Linked DNA regions of Mus musculus: region 1 is linked to region 2. A link is a loop called in an ENCODE intact Hi-C map of the cell type or tissue named here. Cell type or tissue: heart. All regions are shown on one strand. Each heading gives the region's core, and the rest is flanking DNA. Links, peaks and the distances in the headings are about the cores only.

The links. Hi-C counts contacts between places; a loop is a spot of excess contacts. Peaks named below come from ENCODE experiments on the same cell type or tissue, not always from the same donor. Only the 100,000 strongest peaks of a DNase experiment are listed, where the experiment ranks them.
Region 1: it touches region 2 in a loop (12-fold over the local background); 16 of 42 quality-filtered maps call a loop at or near these places.

What each region holds. Positions count from the first base shown.
Region 1 is chr6:3,737,264-3,753,547 of GRCm38, forward strand. It overlaps Calcr (calcitonin receptor), which reads right to left. Exons shown (of 16, transcript NM_001377018.1): 3 at 15,689-15,796. The coding sequence starts at 15,711. Among named protein-coding and RNA genes, the nearest start is that of Calcr, 18 kb to the right of the region's middle. In heart, for the core only: a CTCF peak has its summit at 8,487 (motif pointing left); no DNase peak of the experiment used is centred there.
Region 2 is chr6:3,500,734-3,517,017 of GRCm38, forward strand. It overlaps Vps50 (VPS50 EARP/GARPII complex subunit), which reads left to right. Exons shown (of 28, transcript NM_024260.5): 2 at 4,136-4,204; 3 at 15,889-16,011. Among named protein-coding and RNA genes, the nearest start is that of Vps50, 10 kb to the left of the region's middle. In heart, for the core only: a CTCF peak has its summit at 9,234 (motif pointing right); no DNase peak of the experiment used is centred there; H3K27ac peaks cover 426 bases.

The sequences.
Region 1 (16,284 bases), core at 5,268-13,267, 240 kb after region 2:
AAGGCTGGCACAATAAAGTGCAAGCCCCCCTTTGTGTTTCAAATGACAGTTCAATTTATGTTTTACTTTGACTCAAATAAATGTTTCTGTATCTTTCCATGGCAAACAGCATCCTTGTTTTCAGGGCTCTTTATCTGTGCTCCTGTTTACAGCAGGATCTCTCAGGAAGTTGGCTGGCCAAATTGAACACATGTATACTAACAGGCAATCAGACTATTATTTGTATTTTACAAAGTTAAGTTCTGACAGCAACTCTTTTCATTCATATTCTTCTCAATTTGGAGGTAGGTCCACACAATGATGCTGTGTTAGGGAAACAAAGAAGCATGCTGAGAGGCTAAGAGATCCCCATAGGAAGAAGTCCTGACAGACAGAGGCTTTGAATTTATAAATCAAAACATTTCCATTTTATTGGATTTATAAATAAAAATAAACAAGACCACATCTTCTTTCTGGACTGCCAGCCTACCTGAAAACTCGGCAGGTTGGCTGGGGTTTTGTCTTCATTGTTCAAAATGACATTCATTACGTAACCATTTCCACCTTTTAATTTAACTTTAGTGCCCCAGCATATGAAAGTGTTGGCTCGAATTTATTTTGGTGGATTAATATCACATATTGGACAGGAGGTCTATAATTTCCTTAACATATGAAGTGCTTATGATCACCCACAAATGACACATTTTAAAATTCATTAGAGATCTCTGACATGCTGTCCTCTCTAAAAGGTTCCAGCGAGCACAGATGTCCATTAGTCACACAGGTGCTGCTGGTTAACTTTTCTGATTGAGGAACAACAGCCTCCCAATCTGCAGAGATGTATGGGATCACTGAAAACATCTTTCATAAACTCCTATACTCTACATACATTCCTTGGTTGATTTCGATCATAAATGTCTGATTGGTGGAGAGTTCAGTCCTATAAGAATGATAGGTTCTTTTAGTTGAACTATTGCTTCTCCAATGGTCCCTGGGATAGACAGCCACATGGGCGACACTCATGAGCTTCTTAGAAGGAAACATTTCTTTGCTTAAGATCTGCTGAATCAGAAACTATGGTGGTGAGGCCATAGGTCTCCAAATGATTCTCATCCCAGGAAACTCACGAGTGTGTTGAAAGGTATTTGGATGCGTTTGAAGAAGAGTTTCTCCTGAAAATAAAGTGTAATATATGAACTAAATTGTTATTTTACATTTATATTTAAGTAAGCATTGTTTGGTTATATATAAAATAGTTAACTTTTGTCTTTCATGTAAAATTATCTACTGAAGAAATGCAGAGTAATTTTAAGAAACATTTAGCCTTCCAAAACCCATACAACCTTCAGTGCTGTGACCTATACAAGGACTGCCATATAGCACTATTCGGGAATCATATAAAGAAACAACTTATACTGGACATTTCACTGAATGCCTAGAGCGATTTAAAAACTAACAAAGAGAATAATTGCTCTCTTCATCTTTGAGACAGGAAGACTGAAGTCCTGAAAACAAAATCCTTGGCCATGCTTATTAAATTCCTGAGTGATCCCGTGCTGATCTCTCCTAACTTCCTAAACTCAGTATTACTTATAGACTATTTTATGCCATTAATAATCTTTTCACAAGTTCTATGAAACTAGAGAATATAGAAAAATGAATGAAAATTTTACTGATAGTAAATTTTATGAATTAAGTTTCTTTATTTTGTACTTACCCTCTATTTCAAGTATGTTTACTATTTCCTGTAATACTAACACATAATTTATTCTAGACACAAGTCATGATAACTTTAAATAACACTAATTTCCAACTAGCAGGACATTTTCTGTGCAAGCTTAAATTCCTTAGTTCTTGTAGTCTTTTGTCTTAACCCTTAATTCTCCTTAGTGCTATGCAGAGTCTTTTTCCACCATTTTTTTTTTTTTCTGATCTGAGAAACTGGTGGGGGATTTAAGACGTGGACTACGAATTAAATGATAATATTGCAACATTAAATGCTGAGGTTTGGGAAATGGGAGTTGGGGGATGGGTAGAGTTGTTGCCTTCCGTCTCCCTAAGTGGCTTTTCAAGGGTCATTTGAGCAAAACCCTAATTTCTGTGGCAATTGCAATTGAGTTTTGTTGGTGTAGACCAAAAATGCTAATTAGTTTTAGAGGATTTGAGGAGCATGTAGTTCAACTTTGAAGTAGGTGAGTTTTCAGTTCAATGCAAAAAACCTCAACATGAGTAGATGGGATAGGAAAACAGATGAGCCATAGACGGTCCACCCTCCTGGGTGCTTGGCAGGTAATGCCCCCGGTCAACAGGACTGCAAATAATTTTTGCCTTTGGTATAATTGGAATTATACCAAGTGTCAAGGCTGTGAAATAAAAGATCCTGTGTGGTATGGGCTGAGACCTAGTACAAAGTTCATCTTGACTCATATACCTTTTCCCCTTTTGATTTTACTGAAACAATGTATGTCTTTTCTTTACATCAACTTAAAGCAAAATTGAAGACTATTGTCTACTAGCAGTTAACTTAAGCATGTATTGAAATCTCTTTTCTTGTTTACTTAAAACAACTTAATGTATTCAAAATTTAAAAAATAAACTCAAATGTGAAGAGATCTCTAAAGAAAATATATGCTTCTATATTGTATTGAAGTTATATACTGAGAATCTGGTTAATAGGAATTAGGATTTTCCCATAAATCAATGTAATTCAACATCACTTTTCTTATTCACCATTGATCAGGAAAGATTCAATGGAGAATTTTTCAATATTGGTATTGAAAGTTCATTTTCATTAGTGAAAATGAGCAGTGTTGTGACATTAACACTCATTGTCATCGTATAAACACTAAAATAGATGAGCTGTGTTTTCAGTGTATAACTTGTAACACATGACTGCCATGCAAATTCACTCCACTGGGCTGAACAATAGATACAAATTGGATTTATAAGCTCCAGAATCACAAAATCAAATTATAGCTTTGTGAATGAAATACCAAACTAAGCACTGAATAATTTTTTTTTTAGATCAAAGAGCATGAGAATTGAAATCAAGGGCTTAAAGCTGGAGGGGGCAAGTCATCCCTACATTTGTCATTTTATTTGTATTTTTTCTGGTTAAAGATGTATTTATACTTATAACAGCTAATAATAACATTTAGAGGATTTCTTCCTTTAATATTTTGGGAAAATTAAAATTAAAGAACACATAGGATATGTTACAAATACAGACAACTAGGAAAGCAAATGGAAAACAGAGAATTTACAAAACTTAAGACCAAAATGTTAACTATAATAGTAGACACGTTTGGAATATATTCTCCTCTTAACACAGAGTAACCTTTTCATTTTATTAAAACTTAATATACTGCTATATTGATATGAAAATAAACAAAAATGGTACAGAAGTGAGTGAAGTAAGAAAAATTATCTGACATCAAACAAAAACAAAGAAAAGTTTAAAACTTTGAAATTAAATGATATCTACACTTTGAGGTAAGGTTAGTTGTTACAATTAAAAAGCAATAGAGTTAAATATAGTAAGTAATCTCGACAAATACGCAATTAAGGTATATTTATTACATTAATTTATGTGTCCCATTCACTGTGAGGGTAGTTGGAAAACTGTATGCAGATTTTTCCTCCATTCGTTCTGTGTGTGTGTGTGTGTGTGTGTGTGTGTGTGCGCGCGCGCTCCCATGCACACATATATTCTTATTAATTTTGGCCATTTTTGGAAAACATTTATGGATATTTTATGTAGTGGTGTGGGCAAAAGTTTGTCCTATTCATATAATTGAGATTTTGTTTATGCATTTGTTGATGGATATGTCTGTGATCTAACAGAAGAGTTTATATGTTTGTAGTCAACCATGCCAGTCTGGTGTATGAATCCCCCATTCTTTTCTATCTCTTGGGATGGTCTAAGCCCTCAGGAACCTTCCTCCAACTCTGCTAGATGAGTTCTTTATTTGGAAGCTGGAGCGGGATTTGAGCCTGCGCTGTGGTGGAGCCTAATGACCATTTCCTTAGAGTCAGACTTGGCTGGGGGAGCTTTGACAAATCTTCCCACAGCCGTCCTCCAACTGCTAAGCAGCAAAGATATTTATGTCACAGCGCGTCTCCACACCTGCGGTCAAGGATTTCATGCTGCTCAGGGCTCATTTCATGCGGAGCAGGAGGAAGGGCGCTGAAGCAGCTTTCCCAGGCTGAATATGAGCTCATCTTTCCTGCGAGCTGTCCCACACTTCCCTCAGACCACAAGAGGGGCGGAAAACAGGCAGCAGAGTACAACCAACCGCCTGCACTTTTCCCCTTGTGATGCTGCATCGGGCACAGAAGGATATACTACTATAGTATAACTGGTAGAAAGAAAAGAAAGCACACACAAACACACACTCAGGAGATTATTGGTGTACTCTGTAACCCCGAGACCCCATGCACAGGGCATTTCTGTTGATAGTTTTATCAGGACCGAAAGAACCTATTTGGTTCTTTATTAAAACATCTAGCCGGGCGTAGTGGCGCAAGCCTTTAATCCCAGCACTAGGGAGGCAGAGGCAGGTGGATTTCTGAGTTTGAGACCAGCCTGGTCTACAAAGTGAGTTCCAGGACAGCCAGGGCTAAACAGAGAAACCCTGCCCCCCCCACCCAAAAGAAACATGTATGTGTTTAATAAAACGTGTATATGTCCCCTCTCTTTTGGGAGCATTTTCAGACTCCTGCTGGCTGGAGAGGAGTGTTTTTGTTAAATTAAGATTTAGGAGGGAAAGATGACTTAAATGGTGTGCATTGAAAGAATTTAAACAGACAATGTAAAAACAGATGCAAAAGATACAACAAAGTAAATTTGCTAAGTGGCTGAACTAAACAGAAATTAAATCCAGCATGTCCTACTGCTGGGGTGTATTTATTGAGAAATCCAGGTCAAAGAGCATCAGCTTGCTGAACTTGTGTGGTGCTTGCCAGTGAAATGACGGGTGCCCCATTGTTGGGACAGCTGATGTTTAGGCTGGCAAGAATCCTGAGAACATGTTTTAAAAAAGACCCTCTGCTGGCAAAAGGCATAGAGATGACTTCATGGGACTTCTGAGTCTAGAATTTCTTTGCTTTTATTACCGATTATTTTTGCTGGATTTTTTATTTTTTGACGCAGTGTTTTTAACTTTAAAACTTAAAAAAAAATCTAAACAAAAATAACTGTCTACTTCCTGAAGTCACACTGGAGTGGGCTGCTGTTCTAACAGTGGCCTCATCTCACCCCTCATTCGATGTCTGACAAGGGTGTTGCTGGAGTTAAAACAGCAAGCACCGTCCTCACCGCACTCTGTGTTTGGGCCACAACTTTGGGTCTGGAAGGAGACCCAAAGTGAGTGTCTCCTCACCAACTAAGCATGTAAAATGGCAACACCCACTACCAAACATTTAACAGTTTAACTGGTTTAATTCCGATGCTGTAAATGCATATATAGAGAGTGAGTGTAAGCACTGAAACAAATATTCGTTTTTAGAAATGTTTGGCCATAATACCTTTGGAAATGTCATTATATTTTCAGGGGAGCATTAGCTCACACACTTTAACAAAGACTCTCCTTACAGTAGTATGTTCATGATAGATAAACACCCTCTGGTCTTATTGTATGGGTTGTCCTGCCTATTCAGAAATAGTGGTAGAGCTCCTAAAACTTCTAGAGATGTTATAGGTGTAAGTAGGCAGATTGGAATGAGAATTTCAGCCTGCAAAGCGTACCTAGCAGCACCCAGCGAGAAGACATTAGATGATCATTTCATAGAGCTCACTTGTCTTTGAAATCCATGGCGTTCATCACGCCCGACATAGGATTTCAATTTACTGTGTGCCAACTGCTGGGCAAAGAAAGCTCTTATGGCTATTTGAAAAAAATAAATGAAAAGTATTGCATAAATGATATTTTAATTATCACACATACTAATATAATATAATAATGCTAATACTTTTATGGTTTTGGACCTTAAGAAACCAAAACCTTAAATTTCAGAAGCAAAATATTTTATGTGGATATTTTTATGTTATTTTTTTTCCCTCATGAAACATGATACCAACTTTCCTTCAGTAAAGAACTTGAGGAGAGGTAAGATTACAGGCAGAGAGGCAGAGGAGTTGAGAGGCAGAGAGCTCCTCGTATCACCCAGGTTGTCTAGGTAGTGTTTGAATGAGAACAGGGCGCCACATCAGGACCTAGTCCCAGGGAGGATGTATTACACTTGGGAAATCATTCTTCATATTCACAAGAAACAGCTGGTCCTAGTAAAATCATGGGACAGAGTCAGGTTTTTCTGTACATCCTGACTTGTTTCTATGAGATGTTTTCAGACATTCCATCTCATTAAAGGACTCAGAACATGAACGAGGGGCTGTTGTTTCAAGACAAGAATTTGTGGAGCTGTCCTGATGGCGGAGTCTGTAAACAAATGTTTAGTCTATTCAAGGACCTATTTCTCAGAGTTGAGGATGTTCCTATCTCTGGATGTCCCCAACCCTGTTCACTTCAAATGAGTCCAACTCTGCAAATGTTAGCTAGCGTGGAGGGCACATGAATAATTTTGCTGAGAGTTAGCTGATACCAGGTCTCCATTTCTGTGTTTTGTTTTGTTTTCTGAATATTTGTCACTTCAGAACTTTTCAGGGGGCAAAAAAGCCAACTGTCATTGGGTATCTTCCTTCAGTGTTCTTGACTTTTATCTTTTGAGGCTGTATCTCCCACTGAACCTGATGCTTGCCATTCTGGCTAGGCTGGGTAGCCAGAGAACCCCAGAGCCCTCCTGTTTTCTTTCCCAATATTCTGGGGTTGCCAATGAATCTTACTGAGCCAGATTTCTAAGTAGGTGCTGGGGATCCGAGCCCAGATCCTCAGCCTGTGCTGCTCTACTGAGCCATTTTCCAGCCCCCCCTTTTTTTTTTGTTTTTTTGAGACAGGGTTTCTCTGTATAGACCTGGCTGCCCTGGAACTCACTCTGTAGACCAGGCCGGCCTTGAACTCAGAAATCCACCTGCCTCTGCCTCCCAAGTGCTGGGATTAAAAGTGTGTGCCACCACCGCCCGGCCAGCCCCTTCTTTTTTGATAGCTATGGGCAGTATCTCACTTTTCAGGTGATTCTCATGATTATCAATTCTGTACCCCCTTCCACTAGGGAAATAGAGAGAGAAAAGGATATAGGACTTTTTGAGTAGTCTTAATTTGTAAACTGATTCAAATAGCCAGTTTCAGAGGATGACCCTAGTAAACATAATGGTACTCTTGTGCTACAAATGAGGCCCTTGTTTTTCATAGAAAGTTCCCTAAGAGAATTTTTGGGTAAGATTTATGGTCAGGGTTAGAACCCAAATGAGAACTAAGAGTCTGCTTTCAGAATCCACCCAGTCCATCTGGATATAGAACCCAAGTGTAGCTCAAGGACTTGATGAAGTCCTTACAAAGCAGAGACCATGGAAAGCAAAGGCACTTAAGTGCCGTGTTTGTAACTAACATGTGATGTGTAGGCGGTGAGCAGTGTTTGGGCAAGAATATTCAAAGGGCTTTAAACTAAGTGAGGAGGCTTTTCACTCCCAGTCCCTCAATGTCTGATCTTCTGGAGAGATCAGCTTCACAGGTAAATGCAGAAATTTACTCCTGAACAGTGGCAAAGCTTGTCCCTTGCTCTGTTTTCAGTAAATATCACAAAGGCAAAAATGTAAGGCAAGATCCTTTTGTTTTTCTCAGTATAGGGCATTTAATTGTTGTTTACAGTTTACTACTATAAGATGCTATTTTCCTTCCACAGATCAATTAGCAGACAGAACTATCAATGTAATCAATAGGATATTTTTGAATTATATTGCAAGCAATCATTTCCATTTGGATTAATCTCTCTCTCTCTCTCTCTCTCTCTCTCTCTCTCTCTCTCTCTGACAAACACACACACACACACACACACACACACAGAGGGATGGGGGAGATGACAAAGTACCGACAAGACATATTGAAATAGCTGCAAAGTACTTAACTTTAATCTGATTTGTCCAAATGACTGGTGGATCTGAGCTCCCCAGTGTCTGCTGTGCTATGACTGTGGCTCAGATGCACGGGAGATACCAGTGACACTGGCGACAACCAATTCTACAGCCCAATCTTGGTTTTGCAAATTTCCAAAAAGTTTACTTAAAAAGTGTGTAATATTTAAAGACCCATTTTCTAGTTTTATATGCTTTTTCTTATATCTGAGCAAAAAAAAAAAAAAAGACACAAATGGTGTAAATCGTTGAAGCAACAAGGCATAAGTGGATCTCAAATTAGCATATAGACCCCCAAAGAGAGGATGCATGAATTCAAAATTACTTGATCCTAAAAGATATTTTCAAGAGTAAAGTTAATACCCTGAGTATATATTTAAACAGTTGAGATATGAAGCAGCTCCCTCCTGAGTCTCTGAGCCAAGTTTAAGGGTATATTTCTTTGAACACAAAGGCCACTGAGTGTTAATATTGTGCCACCTACTGGACAGCCTGTTGGCTCCTACAAAACATACTCACAGCATGGAAATGTGTATTTTACCCACAAGGCTTCAGCAGAGGTGAACCATATGATCAAAACACTCTGGACATTTTGATAACACGTTCTGCTCCTTTTACTATTGAAGGCCAAAATTGTTACTAATGAGATTCATGTATTCAGAGTCAATACTAAAACGTTCAAACAACAAGAACACTAACAATGCAACTTCCTTCATTGGGTTTTTCTGCGTCTGGCACTTTAGATTGATTCTCTAGTCACTATAGCAGATTGATTTATAGGCACTGGGGCTAATGTGAGGAGCAGTTAACAAAAATTTGTGGGAATATCTCAGCTACTATCACCTGACACTTTGGGAAAACATGTCATGGGTTTTTTTTTTTTTTTTTTTTTTTTTTGGTCATGGGTTGTTTTATTTGGGGGGGGGGTGTTATGTCTCCTGTACAGTAGGAATAGAAAATTACACATCCTCTGTGCACACAGAGAACACAAATGAGAAAACATCCCAATGTCAGTAAACAAGTAAAATATTTATTATTACTAATAGAAAAAGGCCACTAATTTAAATATTTATACTAATAAAAAAAAAGTCAGTATTAAAAAATATTCAGAGCATAGACAGACCTGACTTCTGCAGACCCAGTTAAGGCTAAGTGATGCTGGCCAATGTTAATTTGCCTCCCAGTGTTTTAATCCCCCCTACAGGCTGACTCTTGTCTAATTTACAAAACAAATGGCTGTGGAGTTGCACAAGGCAAGACACTCTTCTCAAGTCCTCAGATTTAGCAGGTTCTTAGTAGAGATTATAAGTGGCACCCATTAAACTCCACAGGAATGTACACACGCATGCTTTAAAATTAACCAAGTTTAAGAGGCCATCTTTGTGAACTGTTCTGTTACATTTCAATCCACCTGGCTCGGAGTATAGTTAATCATGTTTGCTTTACATGTTCTGTCTGTATATTATATATGATGGCTCAAGGAGACACATTTGTGCTCCAAGATCAAATGGGAATGATACCTATGCAGGACAGTCTACCACTCCATATGACTGTGGCCACAACCGGTCTTCTTGTGTGCACTTATTCTCACTGAGCCTAGAGGTGGTTTCCGTGTCCTACTCAAAGCAGGGCTGTAGCTTAGAAAATTACTGAAAATGAATCAAAAGAAGATGAAAAAGGAGGAGGAGGAAGAAGGGAGGAGGAGGGAGTGAGGAAAGAAAGACAGAAAGAAAGAAAGAAAGAAAGAAAAACAGAAAGAAAGACAGAAAGAAGGAAGGAAGAAAGGATAAACTGACCATTTTTGCTTTTATTATGTTATCTGTGTTAGATTGTTCAAGAAGTTTGCATCTTAATGCCAATTTTGAAATTTGCCAAGGTCAAAAGGTAAACCTGTATATGGTTTTTTTTTTTTTTTTTTTTTTTTTTTTGGCATAGTGTGAGTTTTTCATGTGGGTTTGACAAATTCCCATGAGAATTTGCTTCAAGGCTTTGTGTTGGTTTTGGCATATAAAAAGATGTACCATTTAATAAACCATTGTGAAAGTTGGTGTGCAAATTGTGCTTTATTTGAAATATTCTTTTTATTTGAAGCTCTATTTACTCAACAATCTATTGATCTGGAACTCATGCATCCTAACAGCACCTGGCAGATGTTCTCAACACTTTCTCGGAGGCCTGAATATTTTTTTATTTTATAGATTTAGACGCACTCTGGATATACAAGTCTTTCTAAAAGAGAGTGAGTCTAGATGGGAGGGAAGCAAGTGAGAAAGGAGTTAGAAGGGACATGATTAAAGGTGATGCTCCTAATGTCAAATTTCATTTTCAGTTGACAAAAAAGAATCTTAACCCTAAAGAGGTGCTGGTGGAGGAACTAGAACAGAATCACAGGGCTCAGCATGCATCAGTAGCTGGTTGGCAAAAAACTTAAGACCAATCAGCAATATCGGCCCTAGTTGAAGCAAGGCACTTTTTCAGAAGGAAGTCCCCTCTTCAGGGATAGAATAATTGCAAAATCATAAAGACAGAGTCAGTAACTGTCCCGTTCGCCAAGCCATGTGTGTGACCTATGTGTGTGCGGGTCATTCTCACGTGGTGAATTCTATCAGGAATGTTTAGTCATTTGCCCTGCATTGATCAGCCAGAGCCTTTTGCAGACATGATAATCTGGAGAGTCAGCACCACAGAATGAGAGGAAACTGAGGCACAAAAAATGTTAAAGTGCTTGCATTAGGCCATCATCAGTAAGTAGTGTGGTATGTTTGACCTTAGAATATCTGACACCAGAGTCCCTGTGAATAACTACTGCATCAAAGCAGCCTGGTGATTCTGGAGATTCTAGGCCATCTCCCTAGGACTTAACAGGTGATATGGATTTCTATATAAGCAAGGTCTGACTGAATAAAACAGAGCTCCTTTGTCAGAACTCTACATGGGGTGAGGAATTCCATAGAGAAACAGAAGGTGCTCAGAAGGGAATTTTGGCTGCATCAGGTTGCAGCCATGTTCATGATGCAAAATAGAGCAGGCCCAGTTAGCTCAGGCCTCTGAGGGAGTATGAGGAAGCTACTGGACGGTTGACTCATTATCCTTGAGCTGCCTTTGAGGAGGGAAAAGCAGGTCCTCACACTCCTGGGCTCACTGGAAATAGCCAGGATAGAGTAAGCTGGTACCTCAGAATAAATTTGACAGGATTTATGTGAAAAGTCACTTATGGAATGGAAACTCAAAGCAACACATTGAATGCCTGCCTGTGTTGAAGTTGTTTGCAAATCCTTTCAAACAATTGTCAAAGGGAAGATATTGAATGCCAAACTTTGCAAATCATTTTTTTGATGTAGGCAAGTAACAAAATAAAAATGGCAGTGATTACAAGCATATCACGGTGCTTATCAAGTTGATTAAAACAGGTAGAAACAACAATAAAATATGTTCTGAAATAGTGTCTTTAAAAATGGGTCTTTACAAGTAAGAATTTGATGGTGAGAAATCTCACCTTGGGCTGCCTGGTAAATAGATGGAGCTTATCATAGTTTTACTCTGTTTTAAATTTCAATTAAAACATCCATTTCCCGCTGTGGTCTTTTTTCAACAGTGTGAAAAGGAAAAAAAATTACCTTTAATGGGGAGGAAGCATACAGATAGGAGGGGAGGAGTGTAGTAAGGAAGGCTTCCTGGATCCACTAGTTAGTTGCAAGTTAACGCTATACTGAAGGATATTTGAATTTGGTTGCCTAGAGCAAGACTGCTTTAAAATAGCAAAGGAGGCATGGATAAAGAAAATGGGAATGGGGTTTTACTCTCAGTGCTTTGCTGTTAATATGGAAGTACACCTAGATCTGCAGGGCATGGATGTCCCAGCTGAGAGACAGGAAGGGCATTCTGAGCCTCCAGGGACCCAGTTATGTGCATTTACCTGCAGTGGCCTTGTAGTTCCAAAGAGGGAGGCCATAAAGTCTCTTCTATTTCACTTTTAATGATGGCAGGGAGGCATGGGCAAAATACCCAGGCACTTGAAAAAGCATTTTGAGTACTTCCACTCACTACTTTTAATGGAAAAAAGTTAATCTCTGAAGAAATATGTTGATCTATAGGCGTAAATACTTTAAAGCCGTTTTCATAAATTTGTCTAACTGGAAATGTCAGAATTATCTCCCACTGGCTTGCTCACACTTCTCACCGGTGGCTTTCTCTTGGGTAATACTGACTTTTCCTTGCAAACTCAGTCTTGTACTATCCCTATCTGGGGGTTGACATCCCATGTGACAATTTCTCTGCTGCAACCTTGCATCCCAAATCAGAAGAAGATATAAAACGTAATTAGTAACTATTAAGATTCTATGTTCAGGATACTCATTCTCGCAACCCAGGGTATATCCATATGACCTTGCTCTAAATACATTAGGAGCAGCTATTTAAGTTCCAGATGTCTAATGAACTCTGAGCGAGAAATGGAATGCTACATTAAGAGAAAAACAAGCCCTGTAGAAGAAAGGAAAAGGAATTGGTTTCCTTCCTCATTTGTTTCTTCTGGGGACTAAGTCACAGCCTACTTCTGCTTTCTCTTTACAAAGGCAGAAACCTTCTGTTCTTTAGCATTAGGGTGAAAGCAACGCGTCTAAGGAAGCAGTGCGTGCAATTATCTCTAATATTCTACCAGCAAAGTTATGCTGTAATCTAGATGTGCTGGGTGACTGTACAGGATAATTAATAGACTTGGAATAGAGTAAGAATAAGAGTAAAAGTGGTTGTACAGGATAATTAAAAGACTTGGAATAGAGTAAAAATGGTTGGTATAAATATATCCAGCTTTGCTTTACCAATCCTGTTCATGGAACAAAATTTCTGTGACTAATTGGTTATTATTAAATGCCTAGGCCATGAGGTTGTCTCATTGTCTGACTAGTTCTTAACTTAGTTAACTAATTGAACTCTTCTATATCTATCTTTTGGTAAGTTACCTCTACTTAAGTACTTAAGTCCTTAACACCATCACCTAAGTTTTAGCTCATGTTGGAATCTGTGCTGTGCTCCCCCCATTCTATATGAGGGTCAAAATAATAATAAAGAATATATAAGTTGTCAGAGGTTTAATTCAGTGGCAGAGTACAATACTGATATATATTTGACTATAGGTTTGCTACCCACTACAACAGAAAATTGGGAGAGAGAGAGAGAGAGAGAAAGAGAGAGAGAGAGAGAGAGAGATTCACTCCTGTGTGATTCCTGCATGTTTGATAATTTCCCCCTGTATTATATAAAATCTATGTAAGACTTCACTTTGAAATTTTATTTTCCTTACAGAAATCTGTGCATAAGGAAAGCCAAGCACTAGGTTCTAAAGATGGAGCCCCAGCTGCTGGAGTAGTGCTGCTTTACACAGTAGTAAATGTCTATTAAACGAAAGGGCAGAGACACTGCTTGATGCGTGTATATGGTGTTCAGCTGGAGTTCAGGTGTTTTGTATATGGAGAGGGTTGTTCTATGAGAGTAGATTAGACAAGGCTGGCGACAGCCTTCCCTTAAATGTCTTTTAAAACTAGAAAGTGTATATATGTATATTTTACAAAGGCCAGAAGCTTACAGTTTAAGAATTAATGCTATTTTCTCCCATTGTTCCAAGTATGAGGCAGAAGGCACGGGACTGACAAATTTTTAATGAGTGTTTTTAAAAATAATTATCAGCCATTTTGAGTGTCATTAGATTTAAATGGGATATTATTGTTCTACAAAAGGAAGACTATGTTTCTAGAACAAAGCTCAGTCCTTTATAGAAAAAGGTCTTAGTAGTTACGGAAACTCTTAACATTGTCTTTGAGCTTCTCATTTTGCTACTAGACAGTGAAACTCTGCCATGTGTTTGTAAACAACTCTTTTCGATTAAAAGCCACATGGGATCCTGAAAAGCTACACACTCAGCACCAAGCAGACATGATCAAGCATAGACTCTGTGTTCAGTAGGAGTATAGGACAGTGATTAAGACTATAGTGTGCTGTTCATATCTGCCCCTACCTCTAGTTATAGGACCTTTTTTTTTTTTTCTAAGTTTCCCCACCTCCTGAAGTTCACTGGGAATAATAAAAACATCTGTGACAACTGTGTGAAGAAAATGGGAGTAATTCTTCCAAGAACTGTCAGAGTAAGCCTTTGTGTCACTGAAAAATGATTGTACTGGCATATTAGAATTAGCATCTTAATTCTAATTTCTTCTTATAGACTTCTTCCCCTTCTCTGGTTTTCAGTCCTTATCATTATGAACCGGAGGCAAAAATGTCTCATTCTTGGGCTAGTGTGCAATCTAAATGAGATAATGTGTATGCATATTCTGTCTGGCAAATATACATCTGAAATTGAGTAATAGTATGCTTTGTCTGTTTTGGAACTCTGTTTAGACATAAGAGAAATAAAACTAATGAGTACATTAATATAAACTATAAATCGCAGCCTCCCCCCCACCCGATGTTCACATTTCCAGGAGCTTGTCTGCTTGTCTAGCCTCCCCAGTGTTGCTTTGTCTCCCACACACCTCCTCCCCATCTGTCACCACTGTGGATAAGTCTGAAGCCACACCTTTTTCTTACTAAGATTATATCTTGCAAGCTAGAAGTTTCTGGACAGTGATGGAATAAGACAGAGAGGGAAATTCTCCTGTATTATTGTGAGCTTGACTTCTTAATAATGACCTAATAATCTTCAAATTCCCGAGGAAGCTAGATAATTTGACTTAAAGTAAGTTCTACCTCAATGGTTTTTCTCTTACTGTTCTAAAATTCATCTGTACCATTAGAGAAAAAAAGTTGTAGATTAAACATGATTTACACTAGAATGTAAGACATGTGTAAGACAAGCAAATGGAAGGGGTGAAATTAATGTAAATGTAGATATAGCAAATAAACAAACACAGACATAATTAATAAAAACCACTTACAGAAGACTGAATAGCCTGAATGCACTCGAAGGACTTACACACAGTTTCCTTTGGGCTTCAGGATGGACAGTCCCACTCCTGTTGGCCCCTCCCCCTGTTTGCCCAAGTACACAGAGTACCAAGGTAGTCATCAGATAGGGAAATGTCCAGGGAACATGGAAATGAGCTGTCATGTTCCAAAATAGAGCTTGGAAAGTTTATCATCTCTGAGTGAATAGGAAAATTGACATTTTTAGACTAATTAAAATTCGATGTGTTTTCATTTGCCATTTTGGGCTCATACATTTATTTTCCCCTCCACACCATTAAAACCACAGATACCATGGGTTTCTGACTAGCTCTCATGGAAAGAGGCAAAATGTAGTTTTGGGATTCTTTTTAAGGTCCAGTTAAGAGTTGTGTTGAATATTTCTAATGGAAAATTTGAAATAATAAGTCAACTTGTTTGCAGTATGATCTTGATTTTTTTTTTAATGAATGAAATTGTCAACTTGGAGAGCACACTTTTCCCTGGTAAAGCTCAGTTTGCAGTGGAATACTATAAACCTGGGTATAAGCATGACAGCTTCAGAGAAAGATATTTACAATAAGGAAACCCTTTATTATTTCTATATATTTTCTAAGACAGAAATCCATGGATCTGCTGCTTCAAGACATGCAAAATACAAAGCGAGAGATATTTTTCATTAAGAGAATGAACTTTGGCCGTCAGAAATGTAATAGTAAGTACATGTCTCTTTTCTGATTTACTTACACTCTGGACCTCCTTGGAGTCATTTTCAAATCCTCTGTGTAGTAGCCCTGCTCCCTCGGTTTCTTCTCCTCTGGAAGGCGCTCTAATGGCACTTACCTTAGGTGGATGCTGCAAATATCAAATGTATTAAAATCAGTGAAAAGCACACAACATTAGTGGCTCATAGTAAGTTCTATGTAAGTGGTAGATATGTTTTTCATGATTATTTTTACTGATATGTTTTACAAAATACTGATATGTATACAAAATGCATATCTTTATACTTATATATGCATATAAATATATGCATTTTGTATACATGGTTGCTTACAAGTTCTTAATTAGTTCTCAAGTCATTCTTAAGTTTTGAGAACCTACCATTTACAGGTTAGCTATAATGATATAATCTGTTCTTCTTTTAGTTAGCTTTACACTGAATATTAAGTCTTTAATATCTTTAGCTGCAGTATAAAGATAACATTTTGGAATTAATATTCAAAATTATTACACAAAGAGATCATCATTATTGCTGGTAATTTTTTTTTTTCCTGAAGAGAGTTAAGTGCAGTTTAATCCTACATGTAGAAAGCAAGATTTGTGGGTATGGAGCAAAAAAG
Region 2 (16,284 bases), core at 4,391-12,390:
GAACTGGATTAGTGGATAACAGCAGAAGAACAAATTCAGGAACTATTACGGTCCACTGTAGGCAGACTACAGGGAATAAAGGAAATGGCCTTAGGAGATGATGTTAGGACGTAGGCAGGAAGCAGGTGACACTGAACTTTACAGGTCAGAGCATGCCTTGACTTTTGTTCTGAGTGGCCATTTTGGCCCGTTTTAGTAATATACTTAAGAAGGGAGAAAAAAAGAATAGAGACTCCAGAGACTGCTGCAGTGATCCCGGTGGTAGAGAGAATGGGCCTTCACCAGGATGCTAGTGGTGGACATGCACGGAGGCTGCGCCATTGTGGACCTGATGTAAATTCCCTCCTGTGTTGTGTAAAGAGTCAAGGGTGGCCCAATTTGGTTTAGCTCCTGTAGTTAGAAGAATAGATTTATCACTTTGTGATATGGAGAACCCTGGAGGAGCAGTGATTTCAGGGAAGAGGGTTTTAGACGGTTTTATATGAAGGCTGCTTAGATATTTAAGTAGAGACTTTGACAAATGGGTCCGAGTTTATGGGCAGGAATCTGAGGCATAGATAAACCTTCAGGAATTACAAGTCTATTGCAGCCAAACACAGATAGACTGGCAGACAGCATTGGCTGAAGTGAAGTGGAATGGCAGTAGATATATGAAAAGTCCAAACTGCTCTTTCCATTTAATATTAAGAGATGGATTTTGCAGAGCAGACTATGAAGGATCTGTCAGTGACGTATGAAGTCTGTAGCAGCCTGATGCTTAATAAATACTTACTGAATGAATACGGATAAAGAAGAAAGCATAAGAAAAGCAAGGATTTAAAATATGCTGTAGATCCGTCAGGTAGGACTTGAGTGAGAGTCAGCTTTGGGACTGAGCAGCCCAGGAGCCATGGGGACCTGGGAACAGCCCACTCTCCCTTCCTATCTCTCTCCTTCCATCCCTTCCTCTTTTCCCTTTCTCTTTCTCCCTCTCCTTAAAATTTTTCTTGTTTTTGTAGTTTATATTATATAAATTTATTTAATTTTTATTTGTATGTTTTCCCTGCATTCACTTCTCTGACATGATCCCCTGGAACTGTAGTCACAGACAGTAAGAGCTGCACTTGGGTACTGGGAGTTAAACCCAGGTCCTCGAGTGCTCTTAACTGTTGAGCCCTCTCTCCAGCCCAGACAACAACACTTCTTATGAAGTGGTGGGGAAGAAATTCTGGCTAGGTTGGGCTCAAGTCAACTATGTTGGGGAGAGAGATGAAGAGAAATTATAAAGACTCAAGTCTTTCTAAGATGAGAAGGGACAAATAGCTGCAAAGGTCATTTTGTCCTAATAGGACAAAATTACTAATTTCATAAAAGGAGCAAAAGGTTCATTATAGCTGTACTCGAAGTATCTTTATTGTTGATTGATTTGGACTGGAGAAATGGCTCAGCCATTTAGGCTACTAGGCTCACAACCAGAAGTATAAGAAAGTACAAAGGCAGCTTTATTGATGCTGAATTTTATATACATTTAAGTTGGGGGAAATTGTAAACAAAAATTAGAAAAGAGTATTAGATAGTGGATATGATATTGACAAATGTTTTGTTTAAAAAATGCAGAGCACCACAGTAACAGAGGTAAACTTGTGCCTCAGATGAGAATAGCAGAAATTTGAGTTCATATTTAGTAAGAACTTAAAAAACTGGCAATGAAAGGGTTAACAGCCTGTAGTCTTAAATTACAGTTGTATGCCAGATATATGTGGAGACATGTAGGTCCTTATTTTCATTTCTATAATGTTAAAAGAAAAACCGTTTCTCTATGATCTAATAGTTCTGAGTATAAGGGTTAAAAGTCAAGAGATGCTTGCAAGCTAGCCGGTTCTGCTTTGGTCCCTCACAGGTACTGTCCCTTTCATTCTTTATAATGTTCTTTATAATTTTTAGTTCTCACCATGGTTAGGGTCTGTCACACAGGTCTGTCACACAGGAAGGGTAGATCGATTGTGCAAGGCCACAGGAGAGTTAGGGAACAAACCAGGAAGTCTGTTCTGGAGTTCACTCCATTCTATTGGCTCCTGACATCGTACTCCCAACTTTTATTATTCTTTGTATACTTGGCAGAAATCTGTTGATAATTGTGTAATATTATAGAGGTGAAATCTTCTTTTAGATACTGGTTTATATCACACTTATATTCTGGCATTTATGGAAAGAGAAAATAAACATGCTATATGCATTCAAGGACTTCTGTCCAATAAATTATACCTTTAAAACGTGTTTAAAGACATGCTAACTACATGTTGAAAGTGGCATCTAAGTAATAGTATCATTTGAAGTAATTGAAAACTTTTACTTTCCTATGAGTGCATAGTTCTGTATAGTATATGTATATGGAGTTTTATTTGTCTAAATCAGCTTTGCTCTTTGTGATGCTTCATATGAGTTGCCATGAGAAACCCAGGATAGGATGAGCCAACACACCCTCCATTGCAAGGCACACTAGACTGCAGTAGATGTTATCCCAGTAAGAATTCCTGGAAACTGCAGTCTGCCGTCAGTTGCATGCTCCCGTGAAAACACAGTGCTGAGTAGTTGGAGATTGGAGCCTGAACAACAACTTATACCCAGTAATTTACTTTGTTATTTTTTTTTTAAATTTTTGGTGTCTGTTTTGTTTGGGAACTTTGCTAGCCATTGGGCATTTAAAAGCAAATAACACTTGCTTTCTCCTTTCCTTGAGACTTACAGTGTGAAAGAAGTATGTGCACTTCATATTTAAATTTTCACTGATTTGGCTGAGAAATTGTTTTGAAAATGTCTAGCTGTGTTTCTGAAGCATGAACAGTCTTCTGAGTCCCCCGATGTGTGAGTGACAGTGCAAACCCAGCCCCAACCCAGAAGAGCCTACCTGTTAGGTGCATGGTAGGCCCTGGACCTTTAAATCTTCCCTGGGTGCTGTTAGTAGACACAATGCTTAGCTATGTTTGGAAGTACTGTGTACCTTGAAGCATAGAGCTTTTAAGAAAACTCCTCAAGCTGGCATGGTGGCGCACGCCTTTAATCCCAGCACTTGGGAGGCAGAGGCAGGCGGATTTCTGAGTTCGAGGCCAGCCTGGTCTGCAGAGTGAGTTCCAGGATAGCCAGGGCTACACAGAGAAACCCTGTCTCCAAAAAAAAAAAAAAAAAAAAAAAGGAAAGAAAGAAAGAGAAAACTCCTCTGGTGGGATGTTGGTTTTAGGTGTTTGGAGATGGGAGGGAGAGTAAAAACAGGAAAGAAGGACGGGTGGGCTGGATAACCTGGAAATAGTGGTAGAAAAATGCTGTTATAAACTTGTAGATGTGACCAGTGCTATCATTTCATAGAAATATAAGCAGTCCTATAGCACACTATGTCTTTTGGTGACTAAAGACCTCAAAGAGTCAGTAGGAGACTCCTGAAGGGCAGTCGGATGTTCCAGCTGCTTTCCCGTACAGACTAATGTCAGCTCTTTAAATAGCATGTTTTCTAAGATGGGGCTTTAAAATGAAGTTTAGATTCTTCCTGTCTCCTAGGTATCGCTGGTATTATGTAAGGGTTCCCAAACCCCCCTGTGATGTGCATACAGGACTGCTGGAGAGCAGTGAGATAGGGCTTTAAGTCTTACCCTAGACAGACAGCAGGGACTGACTGTGTTAGTGACAAATGATCAGGATTAACAGAGGGCTTACTTATGTTTTAATTAACACCTTAAAAGTTTTGAACTAGATCAGTTGGCGAGTGTATTTTTTATCTATATATCATAATATTATGGCTTGCTCAAATCCCTTTTGTCAGGTGAATTTATTAGTGATTTAAATAAAAGTATGTTTTTGGAAAGCTTTGTAAGTTTTCTTTCTTTTTGTTTTAAAGTTGTGGTTAAGATAGACCTCTCCTTTTCTGCTGACAGTGACACATAATATTCTTTTATTTTAAAAGACTCCAAACGCATTCTTACTTGACTTCATAGCAGACCGTATGTGTTAAGCGACATTTGTTCTTAAAATGCATGGTCTCTGTATTTTGAAGCAGGAGAATCTCATTTCAAAACTATCATGTCTGATTGACTAGGTGTGCTCTATCTTTTTATAGTTCTTTAGCACAATTAAATTGTGTTTTTCTCTATCTCTTTTTTTCAAGGGTCTGAAGAGCCCTCCGGAGAGCCTCAATGATCTTGGTGCCTTTGAGAGCCTTCGGGTCCCTGGAAAGGTATTGATCTACATGTGTGGTTGGCGTTTCATGTCCCCAAGAACAGACTTCCTGCCCCTGGGTACTAATTGCTTCTCTGTGAAGTGCTGCTTCCCACAGCAGGTGGTTGCTGTGATAAGCTAAATGATTCTTTTGCTTTCATTGTGTGGGGATGCAGTATGATTCACCAGGAAAGCAAAAACTGCAAAATTAATAAAGGTAGGGTTTATTATATCTAATTCTTTGCTTGAGAACAGATATATATGTATATTTCTACTTACCTTTTTTTTTTTTTTTGCTGTAATTTGAAGACGTCAAGTAAAATAATTTATTACCCACTTTTTCATGCCGTAGCATTCCAAACCCCAAAGTATATTTAATTATGTTTTTCCTTTGGTCAGGGAATTTTGATAAACAAGTGAGAACCACCTTATAATAAGTCTGCTATATTTCAGATTTTAGTCCCCTAATATTCCTGCGAGCATCTCAGTTTACAAGTTTCATGCATGCCACTTGAAAGCTAGCTGGCTTTCCCCTGGAGAACCGTCAGCTGTTGTTAACCCTGCTGCCACTGGTTGTGGGTTGCCGCTGCTGCTGAGAGCGTGGTATGAATCACAGCTCTGCCACACATAAAGGCTTTCAGATGATTTTAATTTGAGGATTATGGCGGGGGGTGGGGTTTTGCCTTTTTATTTTTTTTAAACAGCTGGGGACTGAACCCAGTGTTTCAGATTAGTGAAAGCATGTTTTAAAAATGAAAAATACTAATTTGAAATGAGCATTTAAGAATAACCCTTTCATTTACTATAAAAGTAGTTTATGTGAAGCACAGAAAACAGTACCTGGTAAAATATTACATGCTACCTAGGCATGCTTACCAGGCAACTGTTCTGTAGGTGAATTAACCCCCAGTCCCTGAGCACCGTAATTAAAAGTACGTCTCGGTTTGCTGTGTCTGGCATCCCCACACAAGAAGCTTTCTTTTCCCTTCTAGAAATTTCTTTTTACATATTTTCATATCTTTATTTTTATTATATGGGGTTATATAAAGGGCATTTTCATACAACTTTATACTGTACTTGGATCACATTTCTCTTCATACTTCATTATCTGCCCACTCTGAGCCCTCACCCTCCTTAGTAGTCCCTTTGTTAGCTTCTGCTTTCATGTCATTTGTATGCACCTGGTTTTATGTATTTATAGCGTCTAGGACCTGTAAATGAGAGAGAATATACCACGATTGTCTTTGAGACTGAGTTCCTTGCTTAATATGATGATTATGTCTATATTTCTGTAAATTACATAATGGCTGGAGAAAATTCTATTATGTAGAAAAGCACATTTCCTTCCTTCATTCCTCGTTGTTGGAAACCTCTGCTGGTGTCCTAGCTTAGCTACAGTACTCGAGTCCCATTGCAGTAAGCCCTGGTGTACAGTGTATGGGGCCTGGTTGCCAGGAGTCTTGTGGGCAGATGCACAGGGATTGTACATGGGATGCCGTGGATGGCCAGTGTTTAGTTAATCACTGATGGGCTGGTTTCCATTCCCAGCAGCAGTTTACATCCTTGTCAGCGTAAGTGCTGTTTCCTTAATGCAGGGTTTTCCTTGCTCCATTATCTGAGGCTCCTCACACCCCAGTGTCAGTTCCTACCTCTTTCAGACACTTTCACCAGTGAAGGAAGTTTTATACTTACTGCTCAATCTTCATGTGAGTTCAGTATAATAAAGTACTAACAATCCTTTTGCATGAAGTAGTTCAGACAAAGACTTAGTTATTGCGACACACACACTCTATCTTATTAAATGGATGTGGAACAGTTAGGAAATAAGGACTAACCATCCATCCTAACTGATAAAAAAGTTGTCTTTATCTATGTGGTGGATTAAAAAGATGTTTATACACTGTGGACATACCTTAAATTTGAATGTATTACATGTTTTAGAATCAGTGTCAGGTTGATGAGGGAATTTCATTAAAAATACATGAATTTCTTGATAGGAATGGTCTGTTGTCTTTAAACCCCAAGACCTGGTGTTTTTGTGATAGTGGTGGCAGTGGATTTATAAGTCATTCTTATGGACTCTTTACTGGTAGAGTGTATAGTCTGGGGGTCAGAAGATCACCAAGTGAAAGTGGTCCAGGGGACTGTTATGTCCTTGTCAGACTGCAGTGGTCTTTTGGGCACATACTGAGGAGTTTCTAGGTTGTAAAGTAATGAATAGAAAGTGGTGCTTGTGGGCTGAGCTGCAGCTAGCCTTATGATATGAACGCTCCCAAGAGCCTCATGTTTATTTGTTCTCTGCTAACTGGCAGCTTCACAAGAACTAGGGGCTGTAGGGCGGCTGCTATCTCTCCAAGCAGATCTACACACACAAGAGTCGTGCAGTCCAGGGTGGTGATGCTCCAGCTGGTAGATTTGAGTTTGGTGTGAGTTGGGCTCACAGTCACTACTGAGTGGGGCAGAGTGCATGCGCTCTTAACTTAACCACATATAGTAAGTGATTTCTATACTGTTGCTTTAAAATTAATGTGTGGAGCTTAGTGCTTGATCAATTGAAATTTGCTGTCTTCAAAAACTGATCTTAAGTTTTTCAGATAGTGAAAGCATTTTTAAAAATGGAAACTACTAATTTGAAATGAGTATTTTAAAATAACCCCTTTGTTTACTATAAAAGTAGCATGTGAGATGCACAGAAAATATTCTAGAAATACTTTACAAATTCTAGAAAAATATTACAGAAACTCCCAGCATTGTGAAGGATGACATTTTCTTCTTGTAGTCTCCCTGTGAATTTTAGTAACAGTTTTGAAAATTGACTATATGGTAGACATGCTGTAGAACTGGCAGCTGCGCAGTGAAAAGGCAAGGATGTCCCCCAGGCTGCAGCTTTGCTCCTGTAACATTCACATGGGGGTGGCTGTAAATTAGGACAAGACCTTGAAGGACAGAGGTGACAAGATGACCTCAGCCAGGCTGAGCTGCTTCATCTGAAGTGTCTCCTGCTGTTGTGGTACCACAGAGCTATATGCATTGGAGATGGTTTTGAAACTTGGATTATGAATTCAGTAATCTATCTGTGTCCTGCACAAACATCATGACCAAGAAAACAAGTTGGGGAGGAAAGGGTTTATTCGGCTTACACTTCCATACTGCTGTTCATCACCAAAGGAAGTCAGGACTGGAACTCAAGCAGGTCAGGAAGCAGGAGCTGATGCAGAGGCCATGGAGGGATGGTCTTTACTGGCTTGCTTCCCCTGGCTTGCTCAGCCTGCTCTCTTATAAAACCCAAGACTACCAGCCCAGAGAGGGTCCCACCCACAAGGGGCCTTCCCCCTTGATCACTAATTGAGAAAATGCCTTACAGTTGGATCTCATGGAGGCATTTCCCCAACTGAAGCTCCTTTCTCTGTGATACCCCCAGCTGTGTCAAGTTGGCACAAAACTAGCCAGTACAATCTGTTACATGGAAACACAGTATAATTATTACTAGGGTTAAAGCTATTCGGTGGTGGCTTAAGATGAATATGCTATTTATTCTACTTAAGCCATTTCAATGCTGTGAAGAAACATTTAAATACTTCCACCTAATGCGTTACCACACTCAGCAGTATATAGGTAGAACACTGAAAATAATCCCTTCTGCTCAAGAATGAGTTCATTTTTTTTCTTTTTAATGCTGGTAACATTATGAACCCCAAAGTATATTTATGTTTTTCCTTTGGGCAGAAAATTAGAATAACAAATGAAACTCACCTTACATTGTCTGATAGATTTTAATCCCCTAAAATTCTCGGGAACATCCCAGTTTACAAGTTTAATGCATGAGTACTTTTCTTTTTTCTTTGTCATAATATCTTTCTCATTGGAAGAAGGAACTGTAAAGTGGAAGACAGACTTGGATTAGCTTGAGTTGTGATATTGGAAGGCTCTACAGTAAGCCAGTGTATGTGGGAGTGGGTTATTAGGCTGGATCACACTGTGGCTAGTTAGGTTAAAAAGGATTAATATTTGCAATTTCCATGCTGGTTCAGCTCCCTAGGAAAACGAGGGCGGGGAAGAGGAGAACGGTTTGTCTGTCGAGCTGTCTGATGAGCCAGAGGCTCTTGTTTTATTTTTTATTATTTTAATTGTATATTTTGAGACTAGTGTAAGGTCTAAGGAGAAACCTTGGACATCATATGCATGGCGCTGGAGACCAAGGAGTGGTTCAAAAGCAGGGTCCTAGATCTGATGAGGAAAGGTGAGGGGTGTCTGTCTGTGTTTGTTACACAGGGGTGAAGTCCTGGCTGCTGATTAAGAAGACACATTCATGACGTGGAGAAACAGAGAAGCTGTATGTTTGAGGGACGTTTAGAAAGCAGAATCCAAAAAAAAGGGGGGGGGGGAAGAAAAGAAAAGAAAGCAGAGTCCAAGATTCAGGGTTTGCTAGATATGAACAGGGAAAGCCCAAGAAGCCCCGAGGCTGGAGGGGCTGCGATGCTCCTCTCAGCATAGACCTTGTTCTTCTAAGCGGATCTAAGAGCCGAGAAAACACAGGGAGGGCGCGCATGGCACTTTACTGTCTGACTCCCTGAATGTGCTGTGTGCTCTCCAGTATTAGCATCCCAGTAGTGGCAGACAGTGTGTCATGGAAGCTGAGCATTATTTTTAAAGAGAGTTTAAAAGTTTTAAGGTTTCCAATGTTATTATCGTCAATGTTTTTCATACAGTAAATACATGAAAATATGTTAAAATCCCAGACTTGGGTTTACATTTTAACAAAAGAAATTGATACGAATATTTGGCAAAGGGTCAAGAAAAAAATTTATGACTTCTGATTTTTGTGATTTATAAGTAGATCAATGTAGTACATTTCTATGGTTGAAATCAGTTTTTATTCATTACTTACTTTTTCCATAAAGTGATTAAAATGTTTTTATTACCTAATCTTATTTCAGGTATGGGTTAAAATAGTCATACTTTAATATCCCTTGCACAAGTGTTCATAAATCATTTACTTGTAGCCTTCTTTCAAATTGTAATGTAACCAGTACTCCACTAGATGGCACTTTAAACCTGATGAAAACAGGGTAGGCATTTACAGCCTGCTTTACTTACACAGAAACAAACTGAGAAAGCCGCTACATTTCATAGATTGTTATTGTTGTTCTAGTGGGAATATAAGAAATGTACCATTTTTCCACGTAATCAGACATATGGCAGTTCATTATAATCTTATGTGGTACATGGTTTGAGGGACCTGAGATCTGAGAATAGGTTTGCATTATATAATTAGTTTGAATTGTTTCTTTTGGAAGTAGATCAACCCTATATCTATTTGTTCAGTGATTTATGACTTTAATAATACTGATCAAATATTGAAAACCATATATTTTTTCTTGTTCACTGTATATAGATTTTGGCAACTAAATTTATTAATTTTTTGCTTTCAATTAGGGCTCTAACAGGATGTTAGCTTTACGAGACCACAGCAGTTGTAACTGTCATTTCTGCCCTGCCATCTTGACTGATGAAAAGATGCTAACAGTTAAAACACACACAAGACAAGAGAGCAGACAGGAAATGTATGCTTAGAGGAACAAAATCTCTCCTCCTCATCCTTCTAACACACTCAGTCTGTCTGTCTCTCTGTCTCTGTCTATCTGTCTCTCTTAGCTTCCTGCCCTCTAGGTAGAGAATCAAGCATGTGTAAACTGTGATCTAATATGAGAGACGTTGGGGTTCCAGGATTTATTCTATTAATTTTCTGCAGTTTTGATAGTGACCTATGAACTGAGGGATTCATGTCAGTTTGCATTATATAATTAGTTTGAATAGCTACCTAAAATTGAGTGCTATGTGTATAAGGTGCTGTTTGTGCTGACTTTAGTTGTGAGGGGGGCAGTTACAACTAGTTACTTATGGATTAGGTTTTGGGCTCAATCAGTATGGAGTTTTGGATAATTTGAAATTACCAAAATGCAAAGCTTGTAGTTGTTTTATTTTTTCCTTAAACACAGATGAATTCCCTAAGAAGTGACCCTGTGATGTGAAATTGTTTTTTAAAATGACCATTTCGTTCCTTAGAAACCGTAAATATCTTGGAAATGTTCTCCTCACATCCTTCATTTGAGGGCTTGCTTTGTTTTATGGATTTGAATCCCCATAAAACCTTTTGTTTTTATGTTGAGATTAAAAGTAGCCCGGCTAAAGCAGAAATACTGACTGAAATATCTGTTACGAATCTTTTTCTTCACTTCTCATAAAGCTACATCCGCAGTCTACGTTTTCTGTGTGTTTGTTCCTGTAGCGTTATCTACCTCCGAGATAATCGAATGGAGGAGCAGCTAGGTGGTAATGTAGTCAATGTGCTGCGTGTGAGACCGGGAAATAGCCTCTAAACAGCAAGTTCCCTGCCAGGTTGCTCAAATAAGCCAGGCTGCTTTATTCCCTTAATAAAATATTGAACATCGATGCTTACTTTTGATACTGTGTCTGGTACAATGGCATATGTTATTTACTTTCATTAGAGGAAAACATAATTCTAACACCTATACATGTATGTATGTCTGTACATACCCGTGGTTTACAAGTCCCAATTGTTGCCTTGCTTCTTATGGCTTCCTAGTGTTTTCATGCCATGTTTTTGTTTTTCAAATCAAGGCTCTTTATTGCTTGATTCTGCATCACAATTTCATAATTGCATTTTGTTCTGGTCCTCGCTTTAAACTTGGATTTCTCTGTGTTCTTCTGTCTTCTGAATTTCTCTTTCCTCCCTGGGGTTGAGAGCACTTGTGCGCTGGTCTTTTGTCTCCTTTCTTCCCTCCGCTCTGCTGGCCTTGCTGTTTATTTGTTCATCAGGCTCTTTAGTCACTGCTGGAGGGCAAGGCCGATTTTTACTCAGCCCTGGCTGTGCTGTGGAGGAGAGTTTTACATGTGGAGAATAAAATCAACATTTGCTCCATGCGGCTCCACTGACCGAGGGTCGGTATCAGAGCCTGTGAAGCAGGCTATCAAGCCTAAGTGATGGCACCGTGGGCCCAAGTGTTCTTGTGCTTTCTCGGCTTTCGTTTCCTCTGTCTGCAGTTGGATCCACGACTTTGTCTCTTTCCAGCTTTAACTATGAGATGCGTTGATGTACATTTTCTGTATTTTAGTGACTGACCGTTTTGTTGCATTTTTATAGCATTTACTTGTTGGCAAATTAGTTTTGGATTTTCACATTTTAAAGAGCTTTTACAGTGCACTAATCTTAATACTCATTTAATTATACTCTGTAACTATAAAATAAATCCTTAAATACTTCATTAATAATATAACAGTTGGCAAGACTGAACTGTTTATTTCAAAATTTACCTGACCTATCTCATTATTGTAACCTCTTTTTTCTTAACATGTTTTAATATGCCGTAAAGGGTTTTATTTGGATCTAGTTTTTTCTGTTTGCCTTAAAATTTTTATAGGGAGTCTTTTGTTCATTTTGTATATAAAATATCTCATACTTATGAACTACCCTGTTGATTCTATTTTAGATACAGAATTGCATATTTTTGTACATCTCTAATGCTAGGCAGTGAGTTTTTAACTCTAGCAAAATTATGCAACAGTTATATTAAAATATGCAGTGTAGCTGTTTGTGTTTATTTTTCTCATTTACATACAGAAAATACTCTTACATTTTTGTGATTTCTCATTAATAGAAGCATTATGAGTTTATGGACCATGGTGCTTACCACAACTGTCTTTGTCTCATATTTCTTTTGACTATCCCTCCCTGTTAAATTACAGAATGCCCTGTAATTGTTCCTGGAGTGCTGTGGATCTGGGCACTGCACAGCATCACGATGTAGTTCCCAGTGTGGCTGGGACTAAGCAGGCGGCCTGCTGAGGGAGGAAGTGTGTAGGGAGGGATGAGGTGGAAGGAAGCAGTGCCTGGCAGGCTGCACATGCAGCAGCTGCAAGAGACACAGTCTCTTCCAAGCAGTATGAATGAGCTCAGATGTGCATTTCACAGAGAAGTCACTAGATGGGCTGGAAGGAGGGCTGTTTTATTGGGATGCAGTGATGTATCAGGGTATCTGGGTCCACAAAAGTGTTAACGGGAGAAAGACCACTGTCACAAATCATCAAGGCCAAACTAATTAAAGCAAGCAATTAGTTAAAGCAAGCTTTTTTATTTGTGTACACAAGCTGCCTCCTCCTAAGGTGGGGATTGAGAGGTCAGACTTGGGTGTGAGGAAGACAAGGGTTTGTTTGTTTGTTTGTTTGTTTATGTATATAGCGCAGGGTTTCTAAATCAAGGATTTGGTGGGTTACTAGAACAGAACATAAGCATAGCATGTTAGCCATAAGGGCCTGCTGAAACAGAGACATGATTACAAGTGGTCGTGACAACAGGTAGTCATAGCAGGGTAGCCATAACAACCCTTTTGAAACCAAGTTAGGGTTGCAAGATGGTAATTAATTTTTGAAACAAAGTTATGATTGCCATTCCTGGACCGGGCAGAAGGGAGCCATTTGTAGTTATGGTTACAAGGAGGGTATAGCCGCATCCTTGAGAAACAGAGTTTTAATCATAAACTGGAATGCACTTAGTGTGTCTTTACTATAAGATGGCTTTTAAGCCTAAGGTTGAGGCATGCTGGTTGTTGAGAGGCCCTCACTGTATGCTCTGCCTTTTCCTGCCTTGCTCCATTTGTCTCTGCCCTTCACTTAGGATTGTCCCATTAGAGTATGAAGTGCTCCATGTTGGTTCCTCGTGCTCTCGGATGCTGACTGAATAGATCTCTAGGAAGGACTGGCATCTGACCTTTGTATGCTTACACAGATTGTAATGGTTTTATAAACCCATCATATTTTTGAAATGTACATTTGTGAGATTTTTAAATGAAATCACATTTTCCCTTTGGCAATTTTAATAACTTTAAAGCGGATGAAAAAATAGGTTTGAAGAGGCTAAATCAAATTTCCAAGGTTGTAGAGATGCAACTAAAGCTGGAGTGTCTTTGCCTTCAGGTCAGCCCGCCTGTCCTGGGTTGCAGGAGAGCATCAACATGCTGTTGTGTGCTGTAATGTGCTAGTTACACCCTGAAGATGAGAGGGTCGCTTGATCATTGCACGCCTTTGAGGTTTTGGACTTAGCTAGCTACAAATGATAGTTTCCAATTTAGTAACGTTCAACATTTCTTTTTGAATGGTACCAACTGCATTTATTTGATTGTGGTGCTTAGGTGACATCACACTCTTGAAACTTGTATTTGAGATGCCAGTGCCTTTTTAAGGGAAGGAGGTTTATGAGAAAACTCTGAGTTCTCTTTCTAGTTCATCCTTCTCACTTTATATTTGCATTTAATGGGTGGAGGCTGCCTGTCTTCCACAGGTGGTGTGGGTTTCACCACCCCACAAGTTGAGCACCTACTGTCCGTGGTGCTAAGTGGATAACTTCCTTTTCCCATCCCCTGCTGCTCCAGGAGTGCTGTTCTCATTGTGTCAATGGTAGGGGGTTTTGTTGTTGTTGTTGTTATTTATTTATTTATTTATTTATTTGGTTGGTTGGTTATGTGTGTGTTCAGGTCCATGTACACGGTCACTTGGGTATATAGAGTCCAGAGGCCATTCTTCAGGAGCCCTCCACCGTATTTTTGAGACTAGATCTCTCACTTATGCCTTGGATTGTAGGCTGGACAAGATGGCTAGAGAGCCCAAGAACTAGCCTGTCTCTACCTCCCCATTGCTGAGATTACTGGAGCAAACTCACGTCCTGTGGGTTCTGGGAATTAAATTGAACTTCCCAGGCTTATGAAGAAGACAACTGAGCCATTGCCAGGCCCAGGATGCTGTACTCATGCTATACTCATGGTACCTATCACATCATACTGTTATCCAGAATACTCATGTCTTTGCCCCTTTCTGTTAGGATATTTTGTAAATTGAGTTTGATGTACAGGGTTGACTTTTTTTTTTTTAAATGCCTGTGTTCTCTTGTTGAATACTTTAAAATTCAAATGTTATCTTGTTCTTTTAAGTTTCAACATAGTATTCTGACACATTTAGCTTGAATTTACAATAGGAGTTAATTCTATAGTTTATAATTTTAAAAATATAAATTATGGTTAAAAGATATCAAAGCAAGTTATTTTTTAATAAATAAAATGACCTCAATAAGTCATAGAACATCACTCTATGTTCTAGTTGGCTGATACATTTTGTGATAATTTTGTTATTTATTTAGTGATGATTTGAGCTGATGAGATGGGTCAGTGGATAAAGGCACTTACCACAAATGCTGACATGAGTTAGATCTCTGGGGCCCACATGGTGGAAGGAGGGAACCAACTTCTGCATGGAGTTTCCTGTCCTGCACATGTATGCCACAGTGCACCCTCCAAACAAGTCAATAAGCTTAGTGCTGCTTTATTAAAATGTTTGCTAAGCATTACACTAATGATTATAAGGATTTTAAATAACTGCTTCTTTTTTATACTTAAATATATTTGATACTAACTTTGGAGAGAGGAATGGCTACGTTGTTCTATGTTTATAACAGCTGAGGGGCTCCTGGCAGTTGATAGCTATTGGGAGGAGGATTCATTTTCCTTAAGAGTATAGCACAGGCTCTTCAGAAAGCACACATCTAAGCGTATTTGTGCAACACAAATTGGATGGGATGGGTTTAAAATATAAAGCGATTACAAAGTTGGACAGATGAGAAAGAATTCGATGGGTCTGGAAGGAGTTGGGAGAACACTGAATGGGATTAAAGCACATTATATGGAATTCTCAAAGAACTAATTAAAAATAGCATTTTTTGTTTTGCTGTTGTTAAGACTGGGTCTTTGGTTTTTCTTAGAGACTTACTGGATAGCTCAGGCTGACCTTAACCTCAAGAGCTTCCTGCCTCAGCCTCCCAAATTTTAGAATTATCAGCATTTGTACCATACCTATCTTAGTGTAGTATCATTTTGATTAGCCAGTGTGGGAAGAAGTAGATATCTAAGTTGAGATTTTTCTAGTTAACCAAGGGATTGTCAAATAATACAATGAAATTGCATAGTGTAAAGACAGTAATATTAGGGATAGGCATCTGTCTGTCACGTTTCTTTAGACGAAATGCATGGAAGCCCATTCTGTGCTTTGGGAACAAAGACTTTGTTTGGTACACAGTCAGAATTGCATCGTTCATACACTTTGGAGGAGCATCATAGAATACAGGATGCAACTTGTAAACCTGTTCTTGAGCTGGATGCTTAGCTCCCCTTTCTCTGTGGTTCCTACCAGAGTCAGATGCTCGCTGCACAGTTCCAGTACTGGCTGTGTTCCAGGGGTCATTGAGACGGTGTTTTGTTATGTGCAGTCAGACAGATTTTAGAATATTATTGATGTGATAAAATGTGAGTCTGTGATGTGTCCTTATGATAGATCTAGGTAGTTGCTTGCATGTCAATTAAACATGTAAATTCTTTTAGCCTTCCTGGCATACAAACAGTTCAAAATACAATCTGATTTCTTTTTTCTTCCTTTCAGTTGAAAAGCAGTGTTTTAGTGTTTGTCTATTTTCTAGTTTTCTGGTTTCTAAGTAGTTTGTGTTCTTGGTCAGAATGGTTCTCAGAAGGTATGTGACTGAAGGTACAAGATCATTTGTTTCTATGCAGATGGAATCTTAACACTTATATGTGCTGTAATTAAGACTTTAATTTTTTTTTTTTTGTCTTTTTATTTTTTAAGGAGGAATTCAGGGAGCTTCGAGAACAGCCAAGCGACCCTCAAGCTGAGCAAGAGTTGATTAATAGCATTGAACAAGTCTATTTTTCTGCGGATCCATTTGATATTGTTAAATATGAGCTGGAGGTAAAAGGGAACTTTGATTAAAACACATCTAAAGCTCATTTCCTCAGTGCATACGAATGAATTTGTGAGATCTAAAGTTTGGAGGGAACTAATATTTTTTTAATAACACTAACAGGTCTGTGATTATCACAATATGAACTTAATGAACTGTCAGCCCATGTTATTAAGTGCACCTTCAGAGTACTGGTTACAGAAGTACTTCTGTGCCCTTGGTATTTGCTACTATGCAGCATGTTGCTATACTGCTTCTCTGTACGTTCATATTACCAAAAT